Regions from separate parts of the Mus musculus genome. Here regions 1 and 2 are each linked to region 3. Evidence: chromatin loops called from intact Hi-C (ENCODE). Cell type or tissue: heart. All regions are shown on one strand. Each heading gives the region's core, and the rest is flanking DNA. Links, peaks and the distances in the headings are about the cores only.

The links. Peaks named below come from ENCODE experiments on the same cell type or tissue, not always from the same donor. Only the 100,000 strongest peaks of a DNase experiment are listed, where the experiment ranks them.
Region 1: a loop joins it to region 3, with 3 times the contacts of the local background. A loop is called at or near these places in 2 of 42 quality-filtered maps.
Region 2: it touches region 3 in a loop (7-fold over the local background); 29 of 42 quality-filtered maps call a loop at or near these places.

What each region holds. Positions count from the first base shown.
Region 1 is chr10:127,616,733-127,627,392 of GRCm38, forward strand. Lrp1 (low density lipoprotein receptor-related protein 1) reads right to left here and starts at 4,416. Exons shown (of 89, transcript NM_008512.2): 1 at 3,886-4,416. The coding sequence starts at 3,955. In heart, for the core only: CTCF peaks have their summits at 5,535 (motif pointing left) and 6,918 (motif pointing right); DNase peaks (open chromatin) are centred at 5,049, 5,479 and 6,109; H3K4me3 peaks cover 1,521 bases; H3K27ac peaks cover 1,427 bases.
Region 2 is chr10:127,931,630-127,942,289 of GRCm38, forward strand. Gm40805 (a long non-coding RNA gene) reads right to left here. Exons shown (of 5, transcript XR_872186.1): 2 at 7,449-7,674; 3 at 6,855-7,010; 4 at 4,732-4,834; 5 at 3,912-4,022. Among named protein-coding and RNA genes, the nearest start is that of Gm40804, 12 kb to the left of the region's middle. In heart, for the core only: a CTCF peak has its summit at 6,005 (motif pointing left); no DNase peak of the experiment used is centred there.
Region 3 is chr10:127,732,342-127,743,001 of GRCm38, forward strand. Zbtb39 (zinc finger and BTB domain containing 39) reads left to right here and starts at 7,189. Exons shown (of 2, transcript NM_198035.2): 1 at 7,189-7,321; 2 at 9,174-10,660. The coding sequence starts at 9,218. In heart, for the core only: a CTCF peak has its summit at 5,873 (motif pointing right); DNase peaks (open chromatin) are centred at 4,710 and 6,220; H3K4me3 peaks cover 578 bases; H3K27ac peaks cover 825 bases.

The sequences.
Region 1 (10,660 bases), core at 4,465-6,964, 120 kb before region 3:
TTCTTTCTGAAATACCTCCAGTCCTCCCTTTTAGCCCACAACAACAACATCAAAAAAAAAAAATCAATTTTTTTTTCATTTTGTTGTTGTTGTTCCAGAAATATGTGCCCTAATGACACTTCCCAAAATCAGTGAGGAGGGTTAGGAGAGAGGAAGTTGGAGGGGACCATCTGGGTCCAGGAAGGTAAGGGACAGGCAGGAAAGCCCAGGAGAAATACCACTACCAGTAGCTTTCAAGATCCAGGGGACTGCACAGAAGTCAGACTTAGACAAAAGAAATTAAGACAGTGACTGAGAACAATCAAAGCTGAAAGGCTGCAAAGGGTAGGAACCAAGAGGGCCAGAGACACAGAGCAGACACACAGCAAAGCAGACAGCCAAAAAAGACAGGAAGTGGGCTCAGGGCAGAGGTTGCCCAGAGGGTGACACAGCTCTCCTGGGGTGAACCCAGAAAATGACCCCCTCTCCCTGTGACAGAGTGGAGGGCAGTACATATCCTGGCTTTGGGAGACAAAGTCCCAGCATCAGAAACATTTTGACTAATGGGAGTCCAGGTTAGAGGCTGCTGTCTCTAACAGAGTGGGAGGGTGTCTCCCCCAATCCCCACACAACACACATGGAAGTCAAACTCTTCAGCCAGGGAAGTCAGGGCATGGGATTGTCATCTCATGGGAGTGTGATGAAGAATCCCTTCTCTCTGCCCCTCAGCACCTTCTGGGAGGCTCTGCGCTGGTGCCATGAGGTCGCAGCACGGGAAACACTCCAGAGCCAACTGCTTCCTTCTCCAAACAATGCAGGATCCTGCTAACCAGGCTGAAATCTGGGACAGAACACAGGAGGCGGGACCAGGTTCCCTGGCACAAGTCACCACCAACTCTGGGACCCTTGCATGGTCCCACTCAACAGCCCAGGTTCCCCAAGGACAAGCAAGCTCTCCTGCTCAGACCTGGATCACAGGCAGGGTAAAGAATCCAAGGGGCAGGGAAGACCCCCAGAAGAGAATTCAGGGTGTGTGTGAGAGAATACATTTTTGGTTTGCAATTAAGAGTAAAATGGGGATAAGGAAGGTCTTTGCAATAGTAAGCGATGGCTGGTTGATTTGGGTTTTGTTGGTACAGGGGACAGAATCCAGGGCCTTAAGCATGCTATGTGTGCCCTGCCACCCCGTCCCCCACCGAGCTGTGCCCAACCCCAGGAAGGGGTTTGAAGAGGGTATGAGTTTGGAAAGGATCTGACTTAGGGCTGGGCCTGGGGTGACAAGGTTGGAAGGCCCAGTAAAGGCAGGTGATAGAGAATAATAAAACAAATAAAAGCACAGAGAACAAGAAAAAGAAAAAAGTCTTGTGAAGTAGCCCCCAACATCAAAATAATAGCCCCAATGAATTTCCTACACGTGCCTGGCTTTGAAGAAGGGATGTTTAGGATTTGGATCTGAACAGGGGGAATAGAGAACTGGAACGTTCTCCAGGAAGACAGGAGGCTGACACTTCAACCTCATAACTCACATCAACTGTCCACCTTTCCTAGCAACTACTAACATGCCGGCTCACGCTGGAGAGGAGAGAGCTGGGGAAAGAAGTCAGCTGTCTTCCCTGAGCTGGCTGCCTGTCAAGTTCCTCCACCACGAAGTGTCCCATCTCAGCAGGGCTGTCAATGATCCTTCTCTGCCTTTTCCATCCTCCTTGGCTACAAATGTATCCAAATGTGTCTACCAGGAGGAAGTGAAGCCTCTCACCCCATAAGGCAAAGGACTCCCGGATGAGTTTCAGACACAGAGGGAAGAGAGTATGGGGCGGTCCCTAGAGTTATTCCTGAGCAACAGGAAGGGCAATTAGAACTGTTAGGTAGGTCGAGGCAGAAGGGTCCTTCTCTAGAAAGCCAAGACGAATGTTCAGTGTCTAGAGGGCTTGGCTAAGAGCTCCAGAATGCACGGGGTCTACTTTTCTACAGGTTCTCTCTTCCTCCCCAGGAGGTAGTCCTTTCTCTCGGACTGTATTTCTTGCCAGAGATGGAACAGGGGGCATCCCGTGCACTAGGACAAATACCCTACCACTGACCTTTATCCCAGCCCTGAGAAACTGTGTGCAGAGCTGAAATGAACTGGAGACTTAGAGGTACGCGGCTAGAGACAGTTAAGGGGAACGTGTCAGAGTTCCTCATTCAATGACCACCTATCAACTTAGCCCAGCATTTAGGGTCTTGGGGGTTCTGCTTCCCAGGACCCAGCACTGAATGAGCCACACATCTCCACGGGCATCTTTCCCTTCTACCTGATTCCATCCACCCTCCTCCACAGGGCTTCTGGCAGGTCCATTTCTTGCTTAATACATTTTCTTCCCAAAGCTCTTTGCCTCAGTTTCCCTTCTTCTCCCATCCCAGCTCTGAGACCAAGAAGAAAGCACGGGATGACGTTAGATGTGAAGGACAGAGGGTGGCTGCACAGGCTTGCCTGACAGGGCAAAGTCTCTTTCCTCATCGCAGGCAGAAAATTAGGGGTGGCAGCTAGACAAGACAGTCCCCGACATGACATGACTGAAGGCCACTGAGTAAACTGTTTTCCTGGGCACAGCTGCCTCCTGACCCTCTTGTCCTCCTCCCACAACTGAAACAAGTTAGAGACAGGGGTGGGGGAGGATACATAATCTAGTTTCAGAGAAAAACTTTCCCAATCCCGGCCTGGCAAGCTCTTGAAGGCAGAGGAGGGCTGTAAGATGCTACGAAGCTGTTGTCCTCAGTGAGAGGCAAACCTGACAGGAAGTCACAAAATCTCACCCCTTCTCAAGTTAGGGACCCAGCCCAATTCAACCCCATGACCCCAGCGTGAAGCCTGGGCAAGTCTTGAACTGGGGACTCATGGAAGAGGAAAAACAGCTGACAGAAATAGGGACGAGGGGCATGCAATTCCCCCAAAACAACACAGCAGCCCAAACCTAACTAATATACAAAGTGTATGTATGAAGTGAGACAGGGCTGGGCTTTACACATTTACTAAATGAGCAGGATTGGGGGCATGGTCATAACCCCCATCCCAACCTCCAACTCTCCTTCCAACCCAAACTGTGATCAAGCCTGAAATCGGGGAGACAGAGCTTCCTCTGAACCCCTCCCCAGCGTTCCAGACCATTCTCCAGTCTCTTCCAGAATGATGACATCTGACGTTTTTCCTCTCATCTTAAAGCTCCCAGGAATTAAGAAGGGAAAGCCAGCCATAAGCGTCACCAGACCCCTCCATCCCTCAACCGGGCTCCTGACTGAGGCCCTCAGCGGGGAGCTGCTCACTTCGGAACCCAGGCAGGCAGCCCAGGATTCTGGACCCGGGCCTCCATGCCTGGGATGCAGGGCTCATTCCACACCCAAACAGGGGGCCCTGCCTATCCCCACCCACAGCTTTCTCGGCCTGCCTGCCCTTTGGCCAGCAGGGCACCCCTAGCCGGCTTTGCCTTCCAGCCTTCAGAGTCCACTGCAAAAGGCCCTCCGCCCCCTTTTGCAGCGGTACACAGCAAATCCGGATTCCTTCACAATTCAGATGGGGGTGGGGGGGCGGGAGGGTGGAGGATGTAGGGGAGGCAGAGGCCCTCCCGTACCAGAGATAGGAAGAGAAGGCCTCTTAATCCCAAGATCAGAAAAAGGGGGAGCCCTCTTTTCCTACCCAGGCCTCTGGTCTTTGTCTGAGCTGGGGGGCCCTGGAAGCATCATTTGTCCCAGGCTCCCATCCCCCAAATCAGACCCCATCCCCGCCCCCAGTCAGGCCTCTGCTGTGTCAGCTGGACTGGGATAACAAAAGGCACCCCCTCCCGCGTCTCCCTTCCCCATCCAGACGCAGGAGTGGGGGTTGGGGAGGGGGAGCCCCCAGGGGTCCATGGGGGCCGCCGGAATCTCACTCACCATCCATAGTGGCCCCGGAGACCAGAGCTGAAAGCAGCGGCAGCAGCAGCAGCAACGGCGGGGTCAGCATGGTGTGGGCCGATGCAAACAGCAGCCCCCACCCTCTGGTCCTGTTACTTCTTGTCCTCGCCCCCCCCAATTGGGGGGTCCCCCTTTATCTTCCTCTCCCCGACTCTTCTATTCTTATCCTTTCCTTAAGCAAAGCGAACCAGGGGCATAGGTGAAATGGTACAGTTCCGAGCCCCCTGGGAAGGGCCTGCTGACGCGGGTGCGCCCCCTGCCCCCAAATTCGAACCCTTCACCCCTGCTTTACTCCTCGCTCCTCTCCCCCTCCCAGGGCGAAGCTCACAGCCCCATCTCGGAGCCGCCTCTGGCTGCAAAAATGCACAATTGGGAGGAGGCGGGGTGGGGGGTGGGGGGCGTGGACCCGATGGGGGTGCCTTGGTAGGGGCCTGATGGAGCACTAGGGGCTCCCCCGTTTCCGCCTCCTCAGTGCACTGGCCTGGAGCTCGCACCGCTGCTCCCCTGACTGAAGTGCCGCGGGGGGGGGGGGTGGGGGGGAGGAGGGAGGGGGGTGTTCAGAGGGGAGAGGGAGGGGACAGGGAGAGGAGGGAAGGAGGGAAGGGGCGGGGAAAGAAAAAAAGAGGTGGGGGGGGGGGGAGAAAGAGCTACGCGGCAATCCTGACAGTGCGCATGCGCTGATTTGGCGCGCTGCCCTGGGGAGGGGGAGTCGGAGGCGCTACAAGCTTTGGAGTTCTGGGAAGCGGTCCGAGAGTGGGAGTCCCCGGGCACCCTGTCCTCTAACTGCGTCTACCTCATCCCAGCGCTCCCTAGAGCCGGTAGAGCCAAGGGTGGGAATGGGGTAAGGGGCAAGGAGAGCTGCGCTCTAGTGCCTCTTTAAAACTCTATGTCACACCCCAGGATTTCAGATCCCCTCAGTGGGGTCCCGAGCCGCTGTCTAGGCGGAGGCCTGATTTCCTTGGGGAAACCCAGACAGTGCCTCCCTAGCCTAGGGTGGGGGCAGGGGTGGCCGGTCCGCCGGGAAGGTGCGGGAAAGGCTGAGCTTTGATTTGGAGACTTTGTAAGAACCGGTCTGGGATTGGGGCCTGCGTCCTCAGGAGGCGGAGTGAAGGAGTGGCCACATGGACCCGCCCCCACCTCGCTCCAGGGCTCAGAGTAAACAGGGACACCCGCGGGGACACGCTGCAGCTTGTCGGCCCGCCTTGGGCTCAGGGATGGAGCCCACCTTAGTACCCGCCCAGCCCTGCTCGCCTGGCACGGGGCGCAGGAGAGGCAGGCTCTGGTTTGGAGAGAGGTGACTCACCAGAGGGTGGGGTTGGGGTAGAGCCATCCCCTTTCGCCCTGAGAGGTCAGGCTCGATTTTTTTTTTGTTTGTTTGTTTTGTTTTTGATACCTTCTGACTGGCCTCCCACCAAGTCAGGGTTTCAGATGCCAAACTACAGGGAGTTGGAATGAAGGACTCCAGAGCTCCGCTACCAGACACCAGTCCTAGGGGGCTGTGTGCTGAGTGCCGGACCTTTGTCCCCAGTCTCAGTCGGTTTGGGAACGGTACTCTGGAGTCCAGAAAGCATCGGGCGGTTCCTAGGGCCGGCGAACGTGCTTCCGGCCACTGCCCTCTTGTGGGCGACGTTTGAAGACTGTAACCCTTAGTGTCTGACTTTCTCTGTGACCTGAAGTGAAAGTTCTGGAAAGCTCAGCAGGCGACATCCCTGGCTAGAGATGAACTTTAAAGACCAGGGACCAGTACACTAACTCCACAGGAGTGACCCCCACACACACTCCAGCCTGTCACTGGCAGAAAATAGACTTGTCCATTAATGACTGAGAGCCTTTCTTCAATGAGAGCTTATGCGGCTCACGGACAGGCTAACTGTATAGTCTCCCAGGCTGGACTCTCAGGATCCATCTTTCCTCCGTCCAGTTTCCAGCCTGTGCTCAAGTAGAGGCCTGATGTCTTTCTTCCTTTTGAAATATACTGAAGGTTTCCTCCTCCTCCTCTTCCTTCTCCTCCTCCTCTTCTTCTTCCTCTTCTTCCTCCTCCTCCTGTTCCTCCTCCTCCTGTTCCTCCTCCTCCTCCTTTTTTTTTTTTTTTTTTTTTTTCTAGCACAGGGTTTCTCTCAGCAGGGGTGGTCTGTTATTCTTTTATCCAGCTTCCATGGCCTAATACAGTGCCAGGCCCAGGCATGGAGTCACTAAATATTTTTAGTGGATGCTCACAGGCTTCTGCTAGGTCTCCACCCAATATTGTGGTCCAAGCAAAATCTGGTTGAAACTGACCTCAGGCAACGTTGACAGGGAAAAAAAAAAAGATATCAATAGCTACCATGCAGCTTGTAGCCTGAGAAGGCTAAGAGCCTGCCGCTTGGCTTACACAGATGAATCTTCTTCCTGACCTTCTCACCTCGCGTCTCTTCCATGGACCTGTCCTGGGTATTTCCGATAACACTCATCCTTTTATTCTTTGTCTCAGTGGCTACCCTTCAAAACAACAACCACATTAAAAAAGAAAAGAAAAGAGAAATGAAGAAAAGAAAAAGGAAGAAAGAAAAAAGAAAGAAAGAAAAGAAAAGAGACGTGGGGCTGGAGAGATGGCTCAGAGCTCTTGCTGTTCTTACTAAGGTCCTAAGTGTCCAGCACACACATTGGGTTGGCTCATAACTGTTTGTAACTCCAGCTCCAAAGGGTCTGATGCCTTCTTGTGGCCTCCATGGGGACCTGCACACAGGTGCACACTTCTACACACAGATATGAATAAAAAAAATTTTTTTAAAGACTATTTTATTTGGGGGCTGGAGAGATGGCTCAGCGGTTAAGAGCACTGCACTGACAGCTCTTCCAGAGGTACTGAGTTCAATTCCCAGCAACCACATGGTGGCTGGAGACCATCTGTAATGGGATCCGATGCCCTCTTCTGGTATGCAGGTAGATGAGCAGACAGAACACTCAGGTTAAATAGATAGATAGATAGATAGATATTTATACAATGTTCTGCCTGTATATATGCCTACAAGCCAGAAGAGGGCACCAGACTACATTACAGATAGTTATAAGACACCATGTGGTTGCTGGGAATTGAACTCAGGACCTCTGGGCGAGCAGCAAATGCCCTTAACTTCTGAGCCATCTCTCCAGCCTCTAAAAAAAATTTTTAAAAGATTTTTGTTTTTATTGTTTTTAACTATATTCATGTGTGAGTATGTAGAGACCTAAGGCATCAGGTCCCCTGCTTGAGCTGACGCCACCACCACCTAACTTGGGTGCTGGGAACACAACTCTTGTCACCTGGAAGAGCAGGTTCTTAACCACCAAGCCATGCCTCCAGCACCCTTGCCACCTCTTAGGAAGCCTCTTCCAAGGACTGGGATGTAGTTCAGACCACTGAGCACTCACCTGGCATGCACAAAGCCCTGAGCTCAAAGCCTAGCACTGTATACTGTATGCAGTAGCACGCACTTGTAAACCCAGCACCAAGGAGGTAGAGGCTAAAGGAGCAAGGTGGAGAATCAGAGGCCATCCTTGGCTATAGAGAAAGAGCTAGACCAGCCTGTGCTACATGAGACCCCGTCTCAAAAGAGGGTAGAGGAGGGGGCTGGAGAGATGGCTGCTCTTCCAGAGGGCCTGGGTTCCATTCCCAGCACTCGCCTGGCAGCTCACAGCTGTCTGTAGCTTTACTTCCAGGGATCTGACACCCTCACAGACAAACATGCAGGCAGCACACCAATTTACATTAAAAAAAAAAAAAAAGATGTGTATACCCACAGTGGGCATGAGAAAAGGTGGTGGTAGGGGAATACTAGTAGTTTAGGCTGGAATTGTAACAGAAATAATGGAAATTCAACAGGACGGGTCAAATGTGAGATCTTCCGTCAGCCATGGCGATCCAGAACCTGCCCTCGGCCGCTGTTCTGGGCCTGTGCTATCTATTGAATACCAATGAATGTATTTTAATTTATTTTCTTTCTTTTTTTAAAATGATTTTTTTTTGTTATTATGCATTGGTATTTTGCTTGCATGTCTATTTGTGTAAGGGTGCTGGAGTCCCTGGAACTGGAGTTACAGACAGTTGTGAGTCTCCATGTGGGTGCTGGGAATTGAACTCAGGTCTTCTGGAAGAGTAGCTGGACTATTAACCTGCTAAGCCATCATCCCTCTAGCCCCATGTTTTTATTTTTATTAACTTTGCATTACAAAAAATGGTGATACTTAATTATTAGTAAAACTTGTAATATAAGAAAATAAACTTGTCACTTCTCTTTCCTTGTTTTTTATTTTGTTTTGTTTTGTTTTATTTTGTTTTGTTGTTGTTGTTTGGTTTTGATTTTATGAGACAAGGTTTCTCTGTGTAGCCTTGACTGTCCTGGACTTGCTTTGTAGACCAGGCTGGCCTTGACCACACAGAGACCCAAATGCCGCCGCTTCTGCCTCATGACTGCTGGAACTAAAGGTACGTCATACCATGCCCAGTTAAACTTGTCACTTCTTAAACTCCCACTTCTGGCCTCACCCTCAGATAAACCACTAGGAATATGCCTTAGAAGTGTCTTCAAGCTGGGTGGTGGTGGCGCACGCCTTTAATCCCAGCACTTGGGAGGCAGATTTCTGAGTTGGAGGCCAGCCTGGTCTACAGAGTGAGTTCCAGGACAGCCAGGGCTACACAGAGAAACCCTGTCTCGAAAAAAACAAAAACAAAAACAAAAACAAAAACAAAAAAAGAAGAAGAAGAAGTGTCTTCAAGGAAGCCTGTTTGTTTTAGCGGTGTACAGTTACAAATAATACCCTTTAAAGTCACAGAGGAGCTGGTATATACGGTTTCATAGCTTACGTTCTTCACCTTAGCTTGCCTTGAGCTCATTCCACGCTATCTGTACAGACCCAGACCATGTTTCATATTAACCTCCTGAAGCTCCTTGATGGCTGGGTGCTTAGTTTGTCCTGGTATATGAACAGCTGACATTGGCTTTGTGAGAAGGCAGAATGCTTATCTCTCTCTAGCCAAGCCAATCGTGACTCTGTTCCTCTGAAAAGCTCTGCTGTTATTCCCGAGCTACTCAGAGAGCCAGGCATGGTGGCACGAGCCTATTTTCCAAAACCTCAGGAAACAGAGGCAGGAGAATCAGAAGTTTGAAGACGGTTAGGGACACAAGGGGGCTTTCCACACCAGCCTGGGCTACCTGGTAAAATCCTATCTTAAACAGAATAAATCTCACTGGTAATCATCATGGTCTTGGAATCTAGAGTTTAGCACTTAATTTTATGGATCCTTTGTCCACCACCAGACCATAAACTCCTTTAGAGCAGAGACTTTTTCCTCATCTCTTTTAATGCCCCCCCCCGATGCTCCCCTGGCCCCTTCCCATGTGCATGTGCCTACCCCCCAAGCCTTAGCTCGTTTGTTTGGTTTTTGAGACAGGGTTTCTCTGTGTAGCCCTGGCTGTCCTAGAACTCACTCTATACACCAGTCTGGCCTCGAACTCAGAAATCTGCCTGCCTCTGCCTCCCAAGTGCTAGGATTTTTTTTCCTCAGCCTCAGCTCTTGATTGACTGGTGAGGAAACTGGCTGCACCAGGGATGTCTGCTGGGTAGAGGAGAAGGATGAGTGTGAGCATCCTCTCTGTAGGATGAGCCTATAAACATCTTCTCTCTGTGGTGTTACTACAATGTTCACTATTCATTTTCTCTTTGTCTCTCAGTGTCTTCTCTCCTCCACTTTCCTTAAGACGGCCCCTCTTCATACACTTTGAATTGAATTATAATCTATAACGGGAAAAATCAAGTAAGAATTTTCTGAAGTTCATGACCAGGCTGCCAAGAATGGTGATAGGCTCTCAAAAAGCTGTTTTGGGAAAGGATATCCTCCTTCACCAAATTATTAACCATTTTGCTTTTTGCTTTTGGGGGTGGGGTGGGGGGGGGGCGAAGTATAAGAGGGCCTGGCACAGGGCATTTGGGAGGCAGTGCTGAGACAATCAGGCCACTGGCTATTGCCACCTAGTGGCCAGTTCAGGAAGTGTACATAGGAAGGGATAGCTCTGAAAGGTCTAACTTCCTGATGCTGCCACCCTGTAATCCCACTCCTCGTGCTGTGGTGACCCTCAACTATGAAATTATTTCCATTGCTATTTCATAACGGTAGTTTGCTACTATTATGGATCATGAACATGTGTTTTCTGATGGTCTTAGGCAACCCCTGTAAAAGGGTCATTCAACAACCCTCAAGGGGTCGCGACCCACAGGTTGAGAGTCACAGAAGGTGGGGAAAAGAAAGGGACAAACACTTATTAAAAAATTGCTGAGGACTGGAGAGATGGCTCAGAGATTAAGAGTACTGACTGCTCTTCAGAAGGTCCAGAGTTCAAATCCCAGCACCCTCATGGTGGCTCACAACCATCTGTAATGAGATCTGGTGCCCTCTTCTGGCCTGCAGGCCTACGTGCAGGCAGAACACTGTATACACAGAAATAATTTAATTTTTTTTTTGCCATGGAACAGGCCTTTACAGAATATGGAAGCCAGGCATAGTGACCCGTGCCTTTAATTCCAGTGCGTGGGAGGCAGAGGCAGGCGGATCTCTGTGATTTCAAGACCATTCTGTTCTACATAGTGAGTTCCAGGACAGGCAGAGCTATATAGTGAGACCCTATCTTGAAAAAAAACAAAACAAGGGGGTGGTGAGATGGCTCAGTTGGTAAGAGCACTGACTGCTCTTCAGAAGGTCCTGAGTTCAATTCCCAGAAGCCACATGGTGGCTCACAAC
Region 2 (10,660 bases), core at 4,637-7,136, 200 kb after region 3:
TGTCAACAAGAAAGGGAGTCAACAGAGAACTGAGCATGGGGTTGGCAAAGCTAGAAGAAAGAAAAAGCCTGTCAGTTGACTGAGGAATTTTTTTTGTGGGGGGGGGGGCAGGGTAAGTGTGAAGGGAACAGATAGGGTTGAAAACATAAAAGCCAGTCTTTTAATTAAGCTGAATGCAGACTCTACAGCAATTTGAGAAATGAAATAACCACAGGTTCAAATCACTTCCTGGCTCTTTTTTTCCCCAAAAGTACTCACTCGGAATGATTGCGAACGGAAATGCTTAAGAAGCTGGGCATTAGCTGGGTGTGGTGGCACGCACGCCTTTAATCCCAGAACTTGGGAGGCCAGCCTGGTCTACAAAGTGAGTTCCAGGACAGCCAGGGCTATCCAGAGAAACCCTGTCTCAAACAACAGAAGAAGAAGAAGAAGAAGAAGAAGAAGAAGAAGAAGGAGGAGGAGGAGGAGGAGGAGGAGGAGGAGGAGGAGGAGGAGGAGGAGGAGGAGGAGGAGGAGGAGGAGAAGAAGAAGAAGAAGAAGAAGAAGAAGAAGAAGAAGAAGAAGAAGAAGAAGAAGAAGAAGAAGAAGAAGAAGAAGAAGAAAAGAAGAAGAAGAAGAAGAAGAAGAAGAAGAAGAAGAAGAAGAAGAAGAAGAAGAAGAAGAAGAAAAAAAGAAGAAGAAGAAGAAGAAGAAGAAGAAGAAGAAGAAGAAGAAGAAGAAGAAGAAGAAGAAGAAGAAGAAGAAGAAGAAGAAGAAGAAGCAGAAGCAGAAGCAGAAGCAGAAGCAGAAGCAGAAGCAGAAGCATCGCTTCTCGGCCTTTTGGCTAAGATCAAGTGCAGAAGCAGAAGCAGAAGCAGAAGCAGCAGCAGCAGCAGCTGGGCATCATGGTGCATGCATGTCTGTAATCTCACCATCTGGGAGGATGAAGGAGAATCCTGAGCTTGGGGCCAGCCTGGCTGCGTAATGACACCATGTCCCAAATCAATAACAACTACAAAACCAAAAGACTTTCACAGCAAAGGATATGCTAAGGATGGAGCACAGCTGCAGCCCCCTGGAGACACTCAGCTATCCCTACTCGCAGCTGAGGGCAACCCCGCCCACAGTGTGTGAACGCCAGGTCTTTGAGGTCTTGCCAGGCCTGGACACTCGAGCTGACGAAGCAAACAGCCCCTTGGTTATTGCAAATTCTTTCTTATTTTACTTGGCATTTTCTTAGTCAGTGGATCAACCACATTTCTTTTATTTACTGATATTTCTCTTGTGTGATATTTCTCTTGTGTGATATTTGTCTTGTGTGGTTTTCTAATTGAGCAGTGGAGTTCCCTACTCCCAAAAAGTTGTTATGACTTTATTAACCATACTAACCATTATTCCTGCTTCATGTAAGGTCTGTCAGATGGTTCTGAGCCAGAAGGCTGAAGACAGCTGCTCCAACATTATAAGAAATATAGGGGACTGTCCAGGTACCAGCTGTCTCTGCAAATTGGTTAAGTTTTGGAAGCTATGTTTTTGTGCTTCCTATACATTCAGATAATATGTAATTCATTCTTGGATCTCTGATAGGGTTGAAGACTAGTTATAGTTTCATAATCAAACTTCAGTTGTTTTGTATTGAGGAAGATAATGTAGATTTGAAAGGACTGTTTCCAGATGGTAATCTAAGGTAAAATCAAAACATAATTCAGGTATAGAGTTGCAAACTCTCTAAGTTAGGACTGATGTTAGAATAATGTAGCTAAATTGACAAGATTGATGGAATGGACTTTATTATCTTGATACTTTCCAAACAGACTCTCCTCGGAGCTTCTTGCATAAGGCCTCCCAATCACTTGCTGTTGTATCTAGAGATATTGCTCACAATTGCAAAAATACCCAACAGTGACTCTACAAATACATTTTTGTAATTTAAAATGTCCTAGTTCCAGGGTAAAGGCAAAAAGAAAAAATTTATTTTATAAAACTTAGGCCTATACACTGGCTGCCATTATACAATTGGAAAGCGGCAGAAAAATTAAGACAGTGTTTAAATATTGCCCTGATGAGGCATGAATTGGATGTTGCCGGTTAGGTTTCGTACTGTTTGGCCTTCCGTATGCCAATGGGGGCCTTGATGGAAAAGCTTGGCCTCTCTAAGTGAAGACTTTGGCGGAAGGAAAGATTTAACTACAGTTCAGCTTTCACGCAGATGGGAATTTAGAGGTTTTTATTTATTTTCATTTTTTCCGTGTTGTGTGCATTCATCCATGTGGTGTATCGATATTCATGTGTAGTGTGTGTGTGTGACAGGCTTGTGGAGACCTGAGGGTGACATCTTGGATCAGAGTTCGCTGACACCAGCTAGTATAGCTTGCTATCTTGCCCCAGGGATCCCTTGTTTCCAACTTCCAAGTCCTGAATCACAGGCTTTGACACCCACACAGCATTTCTGTGAATTCTGGGAACGCCAAGATCTGAACTCTGATCATAATGTTTGTGTGGCAAGTGCTCTAACCACTGAGCCATCTCTCCAGTTCATTATTTATACGCTTATTCCTGTGTACATATGTGAGCGTATCTACACCATGGCAAGCCTGTGGAGGTCAGAGGACACTCCCTGGAATCATATTTCTTCTTAAGTTCCTTTTCTGATAAGCCGTCTCACCCGCCCTGTTTGGTTTTTTTTTGTTTAAGACAGGGTCATAAGCAATCCAGGTCCAGCTGGTACTCAGGATGTTTTGGCATTTTTAACTGTAGTTCTAGCTTTTTTAATTTAGCATATTTCTGGTTATTTGTCCTAGTTGGCTTTTTTTCTTTTCTTTTTTTCTTTTCTTTTGTAAAGAATCATTTATTTATTTTATGTATATGAATACACTATAGCTGTCTTCAGACACACCAGAAGAGGGCATCTGAGCCCATTACGATGGTTGCGAGCCACCATGTGGTTGCTGGGAATTGAACTCAGGACCTCTGGAAGAGCAGTCGATGCTCCTAACTGCTGAGCCATCTCTCAAGCCCCCCACTCCCCTGTTGACGTTCTGTAAGAAAAAAAAAAAAAAACACCCAGAGAGGAAAGGGTTTATCTCATCTTATTCCTTACAGTAGGTCATGAAGGGAGGTCAGGACAAGAACTCAAGGTAGAAACCTGAAGCAAGAGGCCATGGAGGAACACATTTTATTGGCTTGCTACTCAAGCTTGCTTGATCAGCGTGTTTTATTATACAGCCAGGGAGGACTGACTGTCCGGGAGGGGGACCACCCGCAGTGGCTCTCCCACTTCAATCATTAATCAAGTAAATACCCCCCAACACACAGACTTGCCTACAGGCCAATCCTGCGGGGACATTTTCTCAAGCGAGGTTACCTCTTCTCAACTGTTGTCTAACTTGTGTCAAGCTGACCAAAAAAACAAACAAATAAACAAAAAGAAAACAAACTAACACAGTCTTGATACCAGGCTTGGGGTCACCCTTTTGTTCACAAAGATGAAAGAAATGAAAAAATAGCATTTAAGCTGGGCGTGGTGGCGCACGCCTTTAATCCCAGCACTCGGGAGGCAGAGGCAGGCAGATTTCTGAGTTTGAGGCCAGCCTGGTCTACAAAGTGAGTTTCGGGACAGCCAGGGCTACACAGAGAAACCCTGTCTCAAAAAACAAACAAACAAACAAACAAAAAACAAAAAAACAAGCAAACAAAAAAAGAATAGCATTTAAATGGGAAATAAAATGTAATTTCAGCACTTTAAATGCAGAGGCAGAGGATCACAAGTTTGAGGATATCCTAGGCTATGGAGTGAATGAAAGGCCAGCCTGGGCCACACATTGAAACTCTGTTTCAAAAAGCCAAGATCTAACTCAACTAAAGCCCGTTTGCCTACCAGCTGTCTTAGGCGCATTCCTTTTGCTCTGAAGAGGCACCTTGACCAAGGTAACTTACAGAAGAAAGAGTTTATTGGGAAATTGCTTATGGTTTCAGAGAGTTGAGTCCATGATCATCGTGGAAGGGAACACGGTGGCGAGCAGGCACTGGAGCTGAGAATTTACCTGTGAAAACAACAATTAGCTCTAAAACGTACATAATTTGAGTCTTCTTTTCAGTTCTTCAAAGACAAGATCCTCTGTTTAGCCCAGTCTGACTTCAAACAAGCTTCCAGCATCCCTTTCCCAAGTGATGGGAACTCAGAAATGTACCACTATGCTCAGCTTATAACTTTTATTATTAGGATTATAAAATTGCAAGAAGTCAGTCATCTGGTGGTCACCCGGCAACTTCACTGCCCTCTACCTTCTTTACTCTGAAGCCATGACTAGGGTAACTCACGCAAAGTCAGGGCCTGTAATCACATGTGGCAAATATATACCAAGAATTAGACTTAATAGATGACTGATTTAGACTGTGTCTATTTCTTTTGGAAAGTATGTTACTGGCCTTGGCAGAGTTTCCCACTACTTCTGGAGTCACCGGGGCAAGCTCAATGGATACAATATCGGCTTGTTAATAAGAATTGAAAGTGGCCTGGAGAAATGGCTCATCGTGTAAAGAGTCTTGCTACTGGCAGCCAAGCTGGACAATCTGACTCAATTACCTGAACCCACATGGTGGAAGGAGAGATCTGACTTCCACAAGCCTCTACATGCACACCACGATACCCCTATTCTCCCAAATAAATGAATGTAGTTTCTAAGAATTAATGCAAAGATGTCTCAAGGCAATCAACAAATGTTGCTATTGCTTCTTTGTGGTAAATCTAACCTGTAACAATGAAAGGTCAGGACCGTGTCTCGTTCTGAGCACCTAACGCTGCAGTTGGGCATAATGCCCAGCGTGGGCTGATTGAGTTCAATTGAATCTTGAGCTGCAAAAGAAATGAGCTGGGTTAAGTACTGGACTGGGAGGAAACATTCTGAGCTGCAGTCTTACGAGCAATTATCTTCAGGGAGCGAGGTACTTGCTGTTCTTTTCTGCTTTATACTTCTGGCATTTTCCCCAAACCACGACTTCAAGGGCTGCAGCACAAGTTTGCTTCTAGAAAACGATGAGACCCTTCTCTCTCATTCTGTTTGGAAGTGTGGTTTTTACAGACACCATGAAGCCACACAGACATGCAAACACTGCTGCGTGTGTGCTGCGGTCCACCAATGGCGGACCACGTAGAGGCCGCGGTTCGTAAGATGACGTCACCTCAGACGTCACTGTGTCATGACCGTCTAAGTTTGTATAATACACTCCACGACTTTAGTACAAGGATGACAACCACTAGCACATTCTCTGAATGTGTTTCCATAATCAAGAAGCATGTGTCGTGGCTCTATAAAGACAATGAGGCAGCCCCGAGCAAGACCGACTTCCTTCCCTCTCCACTTCCCACTCCACACCGGGCTATGCTTTGACGCCTTCCAACTCACTATTTTAATTTACTGCCACATTTCCAAGCAATGTATTTGTGCGGTTTGTTTTTGATGTGGGTCTCATTTTCTATTGATTCTTCCTGTGGACTATGAGACTTCATCTGTTTCAGCGATCCACTCCTCCCCTTCCAAAGTATCAAGGTTAAAACTGAACAGAGAGATATGAAGCGTTACAGCATAAGGATTATGCAATCATTTCCAAGCTGTTTCGTTTCCCCTGGAGTTGATAACTGTTTTTATTTGCTTAGTTTTGGGTGTCCCTGTGACTTCCTGGCTTTGTTTATTGCTCTTCATGGACAAAACGCCATCATGCTGGGAACCAAATCAGAAAAGAAATAATTGTATCCTAGGATAAGCTCCAAGACCTGGAGGAAATGGAAGCTGGGTAAATTCGTGACATTAACAGAAATTAGAACAGTCTAATTCCTTGCCTTTGCTAACACTTTGACCTCAAAAAGTTAAAAGGAAGGGGCTGGAGATGGCTCAGCAGTTAGGAGCCTTCAATGCTCTTGCAGAGGACCTGGGTTCAGTTCCCAGAAACCACATAGCAGGAAAAAATAAAAAAATAAAAAATAAAAATTGTCTGCAACTCCAATTCCAGGGTCTCTGATGCCCTCTTCTGGTCTCTTCAGGCACTGCGTGAACAAACACAAACGGACCAAAAACAAAAAGCAAACAGAGAGAGAGAGAGAGAGAGAGAGAGAGAGAGAGAGAGAGAGAGAGAGAGAGAATGAATTGGTACATGCTACCACATGGATGGACCTTGAGGAGCTAAGTACAAAGGCCAAATATTATTTTAAATTTAACTCTCCCTAAGGATATTTGACTAGGAGTAGAGCATTGTTTGTGCAAGCTAAAGAAACTCCATTTTATACTAGGCAGCCATCTTGGTAGCCACTAGCCTTTTGTCTCTGACTGAAAATCCCTGAAAGATAAGTTCCTCATAACTCTGACTCAGTGACCCCCACCCAAAAATGTACAGCTGTGACTATCTACTTGCTATGATATATCTAGTTATATAATATATGATATATGGCACATGATGTATGACATATGACATGTATAACATGCTATATGATATATGATATCACGTGTAATATATAATACATATTATGTATAATATATAATGCATAGTAAATGAAATATAATAATAATATACAGTATGTAATAGGTAATGTATAATATATAATATAAAATGTATACTTATATGTACTGTATATAATATGTATGTGTTATATGCTATGTGTTATATTATGTATTGTATATTGTATGTTATATGTTGCTATATGTTATGTATGTATATATGTATTACATGCATTTAATATTATTATGTGTATATGTTTATATGTATTATATGTATGTGTATATTATATGTATTCTGTATTATATGTCATATAACATATTATATATTAATATTATATATATACATAATCTTCTATAAAGATACCAAAGATTGTTTTGAGTCACCTTAACTACTTAACTTGCCAGACAGGCCAATTTTTTTCTTGTTTTCATGGATATTGAAGGTCTTCTTGTGGTTTCACCTTTAAAGATTCTTCCCTCAACCCCCTTCTCACAGCAATCTCAAATTTGGCTCAGAGAGGATAGTTTGCCTGCATACACCTAGAATAAAATTAAATAAATCTTTTAAAATATTTTCTAAAATTTAACCAGAAGCATCCATTGGCCCAGGAAGATATCTCAACCGATTAAGCCCCTTGCCTCACAAACTCAAGGACATGAATTCAACCCAAAACCCACACAGAAGCACTAGGCACAGTAGCACATGTTTGTAATCTCAGTGCTGGGAAAGCAGAGGCAGGGGGATTCCTGGCCAGTCGGTCCTACCTCATTGGTGAGTCCCAGGCAAAAGAGAAAGGAACCTCATCTTAACATGGATGGACAGTGTTCCTGAGGATAACTCTCAAGATCGGTCTCTGGCCTCCACACACACGTTTGCTAATGTACCCATACCCATGTGAGCATGAACATACAGAGAGACATAGATAGACAGACAAAAGCAGACGTACACACATGCACACGCACATGCAAAGCACTTACTGCCTTTACAATGTCTATTCTCCCAAATCCAGGTATCTTCCAGGTCGAATATATTAAAGCTTAAGGGACAAGCTCCTAGGTTGGAATGTGGCCATTCAGTGGAAGGGAAAGGAAGATGTTGCAGGCAACCTCGCAGAATATAAGGAGGTTGCACTGACAATATGACGGTAATAACGAACAGAACCTCACTTCACTGAGCCAGGGGATCGTAGGACAGTCCAGTTGTCTGGAGTAAAACACAAGGAAGAATTCAAAAAGAGAATTAATGCCTCCTGTCAATCACTGCAAACCCCAGCTGCAGGAGAGGTTGAAGTTGAGCATTTGTATAACATCAGAGTGGAAAGTAGGAACAGGGAAAGCATGTGGGCAAGGTTGTTATTGTGTGACTAGAGGGATGGTCTCAGGATCTGCTGCTCTGATCCTGAGCTGACCCAGTAGAGATTGCATAAACAGAAAACCATTCACTTGAAGAGGAATAGTAAAATCGGTGGGAGAGCCGAGCGTTAGATCCAAGACATGGCACTAGGGTGCAGACCAGCATTCTGGCAAGGTTTAGCAGGGACAGATGGATTGAGGCCATAGGATGGAGTATGTCATCCAATGTCAGGAAGAGTTGGACAGACTGGTGTGGGAAGCCACATATGCCATTACAAGGTGGCGCTGGCTACCGCTGGCCATCACCCATAAGTTTGGGTAAACAACCAATGTGCGCATGTGCAGTAGAGTTTTTTTGCCGAGTCACTGCCTGGACCGAGGTATGTAAATGAGGTGCTGAATGCATGACCAATCGGGTGTAGATATGTAAATGAGGCATGTAAATGAGGTACTGGATGCATAGACCAATCGGGTGTGGACATGTAAATGAGGTACTGAAAGCATAACCAATCGGGTGTGAGACATGCCTCTCCTAGGCCTATATAAGCAGCGCCAGTTCTGGGGCTTGGGGTCTTTTCGCCTCTGCAATCAAGCTCTCCCAATAAATGTGTGCAGAAGGATCCTATTGTGGCATCTGTTTTGCTGGCGAATCAGACAGGCACATACTGGTATAAAACAAAAGACCAGGATGGTTGGTTTCCTGGGGTCCCTAAATACCACAGACAAACTTCAAAGAGCTCTGTGAGGTCAGTCAATGCTTGTGGAGGAGGGCCAGATTTCGGATACACCGATCCAGTCTCTAGACTGAATATGCAGAAATGTAGTAAACCTAGCACCATCACATGAAACCACCATTGAAGCCAGTGGAGCGCTATCTGCCTCTGGAACCTGGATAATGAGTCGGATCCCTGTACACAGAGACCTGGAGATAGTGCCTGTTTGTTTGTTTGTTTGTTTGTTTTATCAACTATAAACCCCTTTTCCAGAGAGGGAGACTGTGACTGTCACCACTGATAAACACTTCTCATTATGAGAAAGGAATGAGAATGGTTTTGATTGTGCAGTGGAAACCTGTGGCTTGTCCCAGAGGTAGGGATCACTTTGCTCTAGTCTGGAAGCTCAACAGAAGGAGAATTGGCTGGAGGCAGAGTCAGGCTCAGGCTCAGGCTCAGGCTCAGGCTCAGGCTCAGGCTCAGGCTCAGGGCCAGGGTCAGGATCAGGGTTAGGGTCAGGGTCAGGGTTAGGCTCAGGGTCAGGGTCAGGGTCAGGGTTTAGAGTTTAGGGTTTGGGTTAGGGTTAGGGTTAGGGAATGGATGAAGTTGGTTACGAAGCCATTTTCTCTGGCCTGCGCATGCTTTCTTTGCTTGGCTACTGTGCAAAGCTCACCCAGCCTTTCCAGGTCTCCCTGGTCAGACCCTGCAGCAGTCAGAGGTAATTTCCTCACAGCTTTTTGCAGTCTACCCCTGTCGGTGCCATGAGAGCAAACCCTTCCACTTTGGTATCAGCATTGGCTCCAGTAACAGACCTGGCTATGAGTTGCCATTCTCTCTGCACTGGGAAGCCCCCCTGGCCAGCTGCCACCTCCTAGGGCTCCAGCACCCTCCAGCCAGTGTCTTATCCTCGGTGGTCTGAGATCTGGGGGGGAGGGGTGGGAGTGTGTATCCTTGGAAGCACGGAGATTCAAATAACCTCAAGATGGAGAATTGGAGCTGCTTCCCACAGCTTCTACCTCCACCAAAGCCCAGGGCTGTTCTCTTATCTTTTCAATTCTCCCAATTAACCCGCTAGCAATAAACAAGCAATTTTTTACTTCTTTTATTTCTTAATTGTGTGCATGTGTGTGATGTGTGAGGCTGTGCTCATGTGACTATAGGTAACCCAGGAGGATGAGGGCATCAGTTACAACTGTAACTACAGGCAGTCGTGAGCTGCCTGGCATGGGCTCAGGAACTGATTTCTGGTCCTCTGAGAAAGCCATCTCCTCAGTCAAATTATTCTGTTTGCTTGCTCTTCCCCTGCCCCTATAGAGTCTTGCTGTGAATCCCAGACACCACCCACAGACCTAGATATGTACACACACACACACTGTATATGTATATATATATATGCATATATTATATATATATATCACATAAGTGCACACATAAGTGCACTATATATACATCTATATATTCATACATACACACATGTGCACACACATGAACACAATAAATATACATACATACATATACACATACATGCATGCAAGCACATACATACACATATACAATAATGTGCACTCATGCACACACCATATACATATTTTTCCTGTGCTAGAGACTGAACCACATATGCTAGGCAAGGGCTCTGACATGGATATGGTGAAGCAGTAATGTTTATTTTTAAGATAAATGATACTAGCATGGAAAATATATATGAGCTAGAAGAGGCTATTTTATAATTGTGTTAAACAAAAAAAAAAATGTTGACGGATAGAAATTACATAATTTAACAGGGAGAACAAAGTATGGTAAAAATGTCTCTCAAAGAGGACAGTAAATGTGAATGGTCACCTCTCCTATTGAAAGAAGTATTTCCAGTAATATTTTGAGTAGCTCCTGTAATTTTCTGTCTGCAAAATCCAAACTTAAGCCAGGTGAGGTGGCACATACCTGTTATGCCAGGACTCAGGCTGGAGGCAGAGAGATTGCCTACTGTGCACATCCTTTGAGCTTAAGGGTATTAACTATCAAGCCTAAGGGCCTGAGTTTGATCTCCAGGAACCCATAAGGTGGAAGGAAGGAGAGAACTGACTCCTGCACGTTGTCCTCTGACCTCTACACACAACACTCTACAAT
Region 3 (10,660 bases), core at 4,413-6,912:
CTTGGCCACAAAGTGAGAATCTGATTCAAGAAAACAAAAAGAACCAACCCTCAGATTTGGATAGTTACTAACAATCAAGAACCTGCCTAGGCCAGTTCAGATAAAGGGAAAGCAGACATTCTGAAAGGCTTGCCTGTGTGTCTAAACGGAACCCGAGAAAATCCATTTAGCAACTCCAAATGATAGCGTGGGTTCTAACAGATCCTGGGGAAGATGGCAACCATTGTCACTGGCTGCTTCCTCTAGGTTACATCTGATTATTGCTGTCTTCCATCAGAGCAGCTGTGATATCTGGTGCATGAGGCCCTCCTGAGACTGGCTTATTAACATTCCCATGTGAAGGGCGAGATGGCTAAGGAATCCCTGTCCCGCCCCCCAAGGATGTGAAGTAGTAAACTATGGCAGGGGACGCCTTGAGGCTCATTTTAGTGTAGCTGCCTGGAAGTTCCACTGGACGAGACTTTCATGAGTGTCACCCATGCTGGGGTGGTGTTGGGAGGCTTTTCCACAACATAGCTACAGCTACCCACATAATGTGCTCTTGGCTGTAACTTCAAACTCCAAACTTAAATGTTCATCAAGCTGAACTCAGACACAGGTGTGTCTTTGGTCTGTTCTTGTCCTCTCTATCTGGGACCAATAAAAAAATGGAACCTGTATTAGGGTTCTCTAGAGTCACAGAACTTATGGGTAGTTTCTATATAGTAAGGGAATTTGTTGATGATGTACAGTCTGTAGTCCAACTCCCCAACAATGGTCAGCAGCAGCTGTGAATGGGAGTCCAAGGATCTAGCAGTTGCTCAGTCCCACAAGGCAAGCAGGTGAAGGAGAGAGAGCATCTTCCTTCTTCCAATGCCCTTATGTAGGTCTCCAGCAGAAGGTGTGGCCCAGACTAAAGGTGTGTGCCACTACCCTTGGATCTGGGACTTGCTTTGTCCCAGATGACCTTGAACTCAGAGATCTCCTTGCCTTAGTCTCCTGGGATTCATAGCCACTATGCCTCAAAATCTCCACACCGAGATCTGGGTCAGAAACTTGTATCTCCCAGCCTCAAGATTAGGATCACAGGTGAGCCTTCCAATTCTGTATTACAGTTCATTCCAGATATAGTCAAGTTGACAACCAGGAATAGCCACTACAGAGTCATCCCCCCCTCTCCTAAAAAAAAAAAAAAAAAAACCCAAAACAAAACAACCCACAATACCCATACATGGATTTTGTAGTATGGCAGGGTTGTGGACAAGCAGGTACAGCTACATTCAGTTGGGATGTAGGCAAGATGGGGAGGCTACTACAGAGGCCAAAGGAGAAGCAAATGTCCTCAGGATTAGCTGGCTGCTGTAGCCATGAAAGGGTAAAGCAGTCAATTACCTCCCAATGCTGGCACAGTGGAGTCCAGAATGTGGCCTGACATGCCATGGTTGGGTGTGCCTGTCTTTTCTTTTATCACTCTGATATGCTGATGATCCCATGCCACCAATGGGCGGTCCCCAGGCTCCTAGCCTTGGCCAGGTGCAGGAGAAATGCAGAGTTGACACTCAGCCTTACCTACCAGGCAGCACCAGGTCAGGGCTTTGGAGCCGGTGCTGATTCCTGCAGTTCTTCTGCCCCGGGGAAAGTTCTTGTTTCTACCTGGGTCCTCCTTTGACTGACAGCACCACAATGGGCAAAGGAGAGAAAGCTGTCCATGCATAGCCGGCTCACATGACCACACTTGATGGTGACGAGGGCTATAAGGGAGAATGAGATGTTGGTAACCTCTCCCTCACCCCCGAGGAAAGGGGGAAGGGTCTACACAGGATGCTGTTGGGGAGGGTCCTTCAGGAGGTTGTTGGCTTCCGGGAGTGAGGAGGGGGATGGGAAAGGACTCAGTTATCTCTGAGGGGCTGGCTGCTGGGAGTTTGACCATGCTCCAACAAGGGCAGCACAGATTGTATTTTATGTTTATGTGTGGTTTTTTTTTTTTGTTTTTTTTTTTGTTTTTTGTTTTTTTGAGGTAGGGGGCACTAGGGTGGGAGAACAAACCTTGGAAAACAGGGTGTGTGATTGGGATATGTAAATTCCCAAATAATCAATAAAAATATGCTGGGGAAAAGAAAAATGACCCCACTCTAGATTTTAGGGTCGTTCCCCACAAGTCATCTCTCGGACCTTCCAAAAGGACTGTCTGCAGGGTATTTGAGACATTCTGGGAGAATTCCTTAGGGCTGTGGAAGGGTTGGCTCTGCTCAAACCTGGAGTCCGGCATGTCTGCTGAGCTGCATGTGACAACTGTCAGCCAAGCAGACCATAAATGCAGAGAGGTTGCTCTCTGGTGGAGCTAACAAATACTACAGTTCCAGGAAAAACCAGTCTCTTTCTCTTTCTCTCTTTCTCTCTCTGTATATTATCTTCTGTCCCTCCCTTCCTCCCTCCTCCCTTTCTTTCCCACCCCGAACCCCCGAACCTCCATGTAACCCAGTCCAGGCTGACCTTGAATTCACTATGTAGCCCAAGCTGGTCTCAATTCCCCAAATTCCCCCTGCCTTCTAAACTCTGGGTTAATGGGTGTTTGGTACCACACCCGTCTTTTCAAAATCCTATTTACTTTACTTAGAGCAGTGAGACCCTCCCCCTACTAAACTCTGGGCTAAATTCCCACTTGGCTTTGTGCATATGCATCGTTGTGACTGTCATTTACTTTAACATCTCTAGATAATGAACAGTATACATTATGAACTACAGCTTCCATGTGGTTTGTTAGCTGGTGAAGTTGACTGGACTCCATACTCCAAAGGCAGCTGGTGAAAGAGGTTGAACAGATCTTGTGAGTCCCTCTGGAGTCATGTCTGAGCTGTGGGGGCTGGAGGCTTAGGACAAGGGGGTGTGGACCGCTTCAGAAGTTCTTTGGGGTGATTGCAATCTCCATTTATTAGGATACCAGCAGCCCAGTCCAGTAGTGTCAGGGTAGCAAACACGAATCAGCAGTGGTGGCGGGATCCAGCAGAAACAGCCAGGCCTCCTCCAAATTGACTGAGTCAGGTGGGAATGACCAGGGCTGGCCAGGACACCAGGAACAGCTCTCTGCCACGCCTCTCTCAGCAAAGCGTTGCAAGGCTAGACATGCAAGGGTCCTGTCACTGTCCATTGAATCCTATTTACACTTTTTCCAAACATCACATGTCCTCTCATGAGTCTTGCCTCAGCAAAACACCACCATGAGTCTGCTTCAAATGACACAACCAGAGACTTCCACTTCAGGGGGCTGCCTTGCCCATCTGTGGGAGCTGGTCCTGTCATTGGAACATAGTACCAACCTGAAAGGAACTCTTCCATGGAAGAGCAAACTGAAACGCCTCACCCCAAACCATAAGAACAGGTTCCATGGCTGTTGTGTGACTGTCTTAGTTAGATTTTACTGCTGTGAACAGACACCATGACCAAGGCAACTCTTATAAGGACAACATTTAATTGGGGCTGGCTTAGAAGTTCAGAGGTTCAGTCCATTCTCATCAAGGTGGGAACATGGCAGTATCTAGGCAGGCATGGTGCAGGAGGAGCTGAGAGTTCTACATCTTCATCTGAAGGCTGCTAGCAGAATACTGGCTTCCAGGCAGCTAGGATGAGGGTCTTAAAGCCCACACCCACAGTGACACACCCACTCCAACAAAGGCCACACCTCCAAATAGTGCCACTCCCTAGGACGAGCATATATAAACCATCACAGTGAACCTTTGTGGGAGACAAATGACTGTTCATTCCAGATAAGTCACCAATGACAGACCAAAGAAATGACTGCGTTTCAAGTCTAGCCTGGTGAAGCAATGTGTTTAATTAGGCTTTACAGGAGCAGGAGTGAGGGGTTATTAATAAAGTCTGGGTAGCTTACAGGGGCGACATCACCGAAGAAAATAATCTCAGCAATCATTAACTACTTATTCACCCTCAGGGAGATAGAGGCTGCCCTCCATCCCAGCAGCCAATAACTTCCTGTGCTGGTTAGTTTCTTGTCAGTTTGTCACAAGCTTGAGTCACCTGCAAGAAAGGAACCTCAGTGGAGAAAATGCCTCCATGAGACCAGGTTGTGGGTAAGCCTGTGAGATATTTACTTGTTGAAGATCTATGTGGGTGGGACCAGCCCAAGGTGGGTGGTGCCCCCCCTAGGCAGGAGGTTCTGAAGTAGAAGCAAGCCAGTAAGCAGAGTTCCTCCATGGCCCCTGCTTCAGTTTCTTCCTCCAGGTTCCTGCCTTGGCTTCCGTTTATGATAGAACATAAGCTGTGAGCCAGGTAAAGTAAGTCTTTCCTCTACGAGTTGCTTTGGTCACAGTGTTTTATCACAGCAATCTATACCCTAACAAAGACACTGCCTATATATCCTGTAAAGGGGTGGGACCTCATGAGAGCCCTTCCCTCCCATAAGTCCAGTCTTAATGCAGATATAGTCAGTCACAGCTGTAGAATAATTCAAGAGGACAAATGCGTTGTCATGCTCCAAGGATGGCGATCTACAGCAGTCCCCTCTTTCCCTGACTCTTGTATATGTTCTTCCTCGCCTCTGTCATATTTTGTTAACCCTGACATTCAGGAGGAGAAAAGGTCAAGTCCATGACTGTCCAATTAAAGCAGGCTGTATTTTTGGGTGAACCTAGGACAGGCCAGCTGGCTACCAGTTGGCTAAGTCGGGATTTGAGTAAGCAGTCCCTGCCGGCCTTTGGAAGGCTCTTCTATTGGAGAGATAAGGTGTTCACAGGGCCAAGAGGATTGGTTGACACACATGGTGAGAACAGAAGGGAAAAAGGATGGGTGTCATGTGCATGGGGTTGCACGCAAGTTACACAGGCCTAAGAAACAGGAACTGACTCTTAATGGTAAACAGAAACTTTATTTTGCAAGGACTTAAAGTGGGACAAACAGGAACTTCCTTTTGACTATCTCAAGTGCACACAGAACTCTTAACCGCAAGGTACATTTTTCCTGTTTTGGTCTCAGATTCCTTGAGCCCTGGCCGGGATACTACAAACATTTCACTCTGGACCGAACACTTAGTAACTAACTACTTATTCTTTGCACTTACCAGGTCTGAGTCTGCAGGTAACCACTGCCCACTGCAGGAAGCAGCTCCCCTGACCACGGACCACCACGATGATAAAATAGAGGCGTAAACACAAACGTTTAATGGGCAGCTTCAGAAAACGGAGTGGTGGGGGTCATGGTGCTGAGCCAGAAGCAGTGTCTAGGAGACCAGGAGTTTGGGTGTAAGAAAGTCAAGGTCAAAAGGCACCAAAAGGGAACAAGAGAAAGAACCCAGCATGCAGGAATAGGTGGCACACACCCCTGGCACATCCCACCAGGCAGTATGTGCTAAGCTTGATCCTATCAGCAGCTGTGGCTGCATCAGAGAGACAGTTCATGCCTCTGTAAAGTCAAAACTAGAGACTGAACTCATCCAGTCCAGACAGGAAAATTCCCAACACAAGCACTTCAAAGACAGAATATTCTCTGATTTTCATAGCTTCATGTGCTGGGCCCTATCTGAATGCTATGCCACAGAGTGTGCCTTCCTCTAAATTAAAGGTCGGACCTGAGAGGCATCTCCTGTCACTCATCACCCTCGTTTCACTGTCCAATTCCTTTCACGTTTTAGGAACCCAGGAGTGGGTAATAACACAGAAAAAAAACTTTTGAGACAGGCTTTTATGTAGCCTAGGCTACCTTCAAACTTGCTATGTAGCTGAGGGTGACCTTGACCTTCTGATACTTTCGTGTGGATGGACAACATAGTCATTCCCTGGTATGGCTAAAAGGGAGGATTTTGTTTGTTTTAAAAGATTTACTTATTAATACATTTATTATGTATACAGCATTGTGCCTGCACTTATGCTTGCAGGCCAGAAGAGGGCACCAGATCTCATTAGCGATGGTTGTGAGCCACTATGTGGTTGCTGAAAATTGAACTTCGGACCCCTGGAAGAGCAGCCAGTGTTCTTAACCTCTGAACCAGCTCCCCAGCCCACAAAGGGAATGCTTTTATGGCAGATATGAAAGAGAGAGGACAGATAGGCTGGAATTGGCCATGAGACACAGGCCTGGGCTGGAGTTGTGCCTGGCTGGCAGGCGAGGCAGGATGGGAAGGAGCCAGCCTGGGCTGTCTAGGCTGTGTAAGGACGTAGGCAGGGGAGCTTTGGTTTTATGGCTAGTCTTGAGCAGGATCATTTGATGAGCAGATTCAGGAGAAGGGAGGAGGCCAGTGATGGAATTCTAGACAGGGGACGGACCCGTTTAGGAAGACACCTGGGTTGCCACGGTCCAGGTAACAGAGTGACTCCATCTGGCCATCTACCAGGAAGGAGGGTCCGTTTTGGGCTATCAGAAGAGCTTCCTGGGGATCTAACCTGAAATACTCCATTCGTTAATCATCTACCCCTGGTGAGAGTGTCTGGTGCTGCTTCCAGGAATTTGGCATTGTCACTGGGCTCGGACAAGGAAGTAGGCTCAGATAAGAACGTGAGAAACGGTGACTGTGGGGCTTTGTTTGCTACTATGCTTAATCATTACCGTGTGTGATCTCTTTGTTTACTACTTCTCTTGATTACTTTGTCTTTGGTCTAAGAACCATGTTTTTTGTTTTTTTTGGATGTACCTAGAATGATATAAAAGCTAAAAAAATAAAGTTGCTTCAGCCTCAGCCTCAGCACTGGCTGGAGTCATGTTATAGTTTTGTCAATTTTTTTTTCTTCTTTGCAATCCTCACTCCCTCCCTTGAGACCCGGTTGACTGACTGAGCTGGCTTGGTCAGACCCCGCCCCCCTCACCCCCATCCGCACAGTCACATACCTGCACCCGCACACAGGTTTTTAGAAGGCGCCTATATGTGTGCAAGGCAAGGTGACAAGCAGAACTCAAAAGTGGAGCTCTGGCAAAACCACAGATCCCTGCCCTCAGAAAGCTCGCGGGAGTCATAAATTAACTGAACAAGCACACAGATTTTTGCGAGGCTGTTGGGGGACAGGGTTGGTTGGACCTGCTTTTCACTCCCCAGGCGCCACAGCGAGCGGGCTGGTGTGGGCTCGTGGCTCCGCCCGGCCGTCGGGGGGCGCTGCCTCCTCCCGGACGGCGGGGGGCGCTGCGGGCCGGGCGGCGGGGGGCGCTGCCTCCTCCGGGACGGCGGGGGGCGCTGCGGGCCGGGCGGCGGGGGCGGCCCGGGCCGGCGCGGCGAGCGGCTCGGCGGATGGAGAGTCTGGCCGCGGCCGGCGGCGCCGCCTCCTCGTCGGGCCGGGCACGGCGGGCCGGGGCCTTTGTGTGAGGCGGTGGCGGCGATGGTGCTCGGACCCCGCGGAGCCGGGTAAGCGCGATCGGGTCCAGCCGGACTCCCGCTCGGCCTTTCTGTCGCCCTGGCTGGGCGCGCCCCGCCGGTGTCCCCGGCCGGCCCTGTCCTCCCTCCCGGCGACCGGGCCGCGGCTCCCGGGCCTCCGCTCGGCCGGCTCCCGCGGCGCCGGGCCTGGGTCGCACGGGGGCAGCCCGCGCTGTCTGTGGCGACCGAGGTGCGCCTTCCCGGCGGTGCTGCGCCCCAGCCCGGTGCTGTCCCTGCCCTGGCGGATCGCGGGGAGACCGCGGCACGGGCAGACCTTTGGTTGGGGCGTACTCCTTGCAAGTTGTATATCCATGGGGTGCCCGGAGCCTCCCACCGTGGATGAGTGACCGCCAGGGCCCGGGAGACGCGTGGTTGGTACCCAACAATACTCAGACGAGTGCTGGGCCCCCGGGAAAAGTTGGGAATTGTTGGTAGAACCTGGTGCGATGGAGAAAAGGGTTGTGCTGCTCAGGGCGAGTTGTGCGAAGCACACGCATGTGACTAGTTGTTTCTCCGAGGTGTGCAAGACCTGAGATGGGGGAAAAGTGATGTTAAAAACGCTTGCAGGAATCTTTCCCTTGCTTAAGGCATCCAGTTGTTACTGTATAGTTGGTAAAGACAGATACAACGTACCTAAGTAATGTTACATACCACAGTTGTGTTTGCTTTGGCTATGAGTTTAGCTTCATCCACAGAATACAGTAACGTTTGAGAAATTAGCATCCAGAAGGGGTCTGGGAAGGACCAGAGAATAGGCAAGTATCCCATGAAGGGCGAGGTGGGGATTCAAGAGTTTGAGATTTTGAGGTGGGGCTGGTGGTGGCTCTTATCTGTAATCTAGCATTTGGGAGATGGAGGTAGGAGTATCATAATGCCATCAAGATCATCCTTAGTAACAGAGCAATTTCAAAGTCAGCCTGGGCTACATAAGATCTCAAAAAGAAAAGAAAAAAAGAGCTGAGAGGTTTGTTTGTAGACTGGAAAGGACAGCTATGGCAGACAAGTAAAGGTGCAACCGTTACCTCTTCCTTAGCTGCTAATGGAGCATTGATAATAGTTCAAGTATATTCCTGGCATTTGGCATTGTGAGGAAAGAGAATAGACTTAATGATAGAAAGAAAAACTTGATTTAGGAAGAAGTTAGTAAAGAAACCCGAGCCTGTTGTTTGGATTGTACTGAGGGCTGAACATCCATTCAGTTGGAAGGCTCCTAGCTAGACACATATAGCTCACTCCCCTCTTTTAAAAACACACAGTCTGGCTTTCTACCCCAGGCTATCCTAGGACTCCTGTTATTCCCGTCCCAGACTTCCAAGTGCTACAATTATAGGTATCTACTATTGTACCTGGCCTCTTTTTGTTTTATTTTGTTTTTAAGGATTTATTTGGTTTTTGTTTTGTGTGGATGAGTATTTGCTTCTGTGAATGTAAGTGTACTCTGTGTGTGTGTGTGTGTGTTGCCTGAAGAAATCTGAAGAAGGTATGGGATCTCCTGGAACTAGAGATAAAGTCATGTGGGTGCTGGGGACGGAACCTGGGTCCTCTGCATGAACAGCAGATGATCTCAGCTGCTGAGCTGTCTCTGCAGCCCCAGCTCCGTAGACTTTCAGGACCAAGCTAACTGATTTTTTTTTTCTCATCTCTTTTTCGTTTTGTTTCAATGATCCTGTGGTTGGGTCTGTGCAGGGTGAAGGTCATTCCCCACTCACCCCCCTTGTTATCTTCTGCTTCAGTTTTCCTTGTCCACTCCTTCCTCCTCAGCTAGGACACATTGAGAACGTGCATTTCTCTCCTGCACAGAGCCCTGGTTTAGGGATGTGTCGCTCTCTTGTCTTGCCCACAGATTGATCTTGCTGATACAGAGGCATCTTCCTAGGAGCTGCTAAGATGGGCATGAGGATCAAACTGCAAAGCAGCAACCACCCCAACAACCTGCTGAAGGAACTCAACAAGTGCCGGCTGTCAGAGACCATGTGCGATGTCACCATCGTGGTGGGGAGCCGCTCTTTCCCCGCCCACAAAGCCGTGCTGGCGTGCGCAGCTGGCTACTTCCAGAACCTCTTCTTAAACACTGGGCTAGATGCTGCGCGGACCTACGTGGTGGACTTCATTACCCCTGCCAACTTTGAGAAGATCCTGAGTTTTGTATATACATCAGAGCTCTTCACAGACCTGATCAACGTTGGGGTCATCTATGAGGTCGCTGAACGCCTGGGTATGGAGGATCTGCTGCGAGCCTGCCATTCCACTTTCCCAGACCTAGAGAGCACTGCAATAGCCAAGTCCTTGACCAGCACCAGCGACAGCCAGTGTGTCACTCTCAGTTGTCCCTCAGTAGATCCCACCCACCCCCTTGGAGAGTCCCGGGGGAGTGGGGAACACTTCGGTCCTGATAGAAACTATGTGCTGCCTACTGATGCAGGAGGAAGCTACAAAGAGGAAGAGCGGAGTGTCTCGGGTGACACTAATCATGGCTTGCCCCTGCCACAGCTGCCACTGCCACCAAAGTCGGAAGACCACGACACCCCTGTTCCCTTCACGTCTGTTCCTAGTGTGGCAACCCCACCACCAGTCCTAGGCATGGTCAGCACAGGCATCCAGACCAGCACGAGTTCTTGCCAGCCATACAAAGTTCAAAGCAACGGAGACTTCAGTAAAAGCACCTTCTTTGCCTCTGATAACGCGGTAGACATTACAACCCAGACCAACTCCTGTTTGAGCAATAGCGACCACTCCAGAGATCCAAGCTTTGGGCAGATGGATGAGCTCCAGCTGGACGACGTGGGGGACGAGGACCTGCAGTTTGAGGACCCGGCCGAAGACATCGGGACCGCAGAGGAGGTGATTGAGTTGAGCGACGACAGCGAGGACGACCTGGCTTTCGGTGACAGTGACAACCGGGAGAATAAGGCCATGCCCTGCCAGGTGTGCAAGAAAGTTCTAGAGCCCAACATTCAGCTGATACGGCAGCATGCGCGGGACCACGTAGACTTGCTCACAGGCAACTGCAAGGTCTGTGAGACCCACTTCCAGGACCGAAACTCCCGGGTGACCCATGTCCTGTCTCACATCGGCATCTTCCTGTTTTCCTGCGATATGTGTGAGACAAAGTTCTTCACCCAGTGGCAGCTGACCCTGCACCGGCGGGATGGGATATTTGATAACAACGTCATTGTCCACCCCAGTGAACCCCTGTCTGGGAAACTGGGTCTCTTTCCAGGGGCAGCCTCCCCGGAGTTGAAATGTGCTGTCTGTGGGAAAGCATTGGCCAAAGATTTCCACGTGGTCCGTTGCCACATCCTCGAGCACGTGAACTTGAAGGGCCAGGCC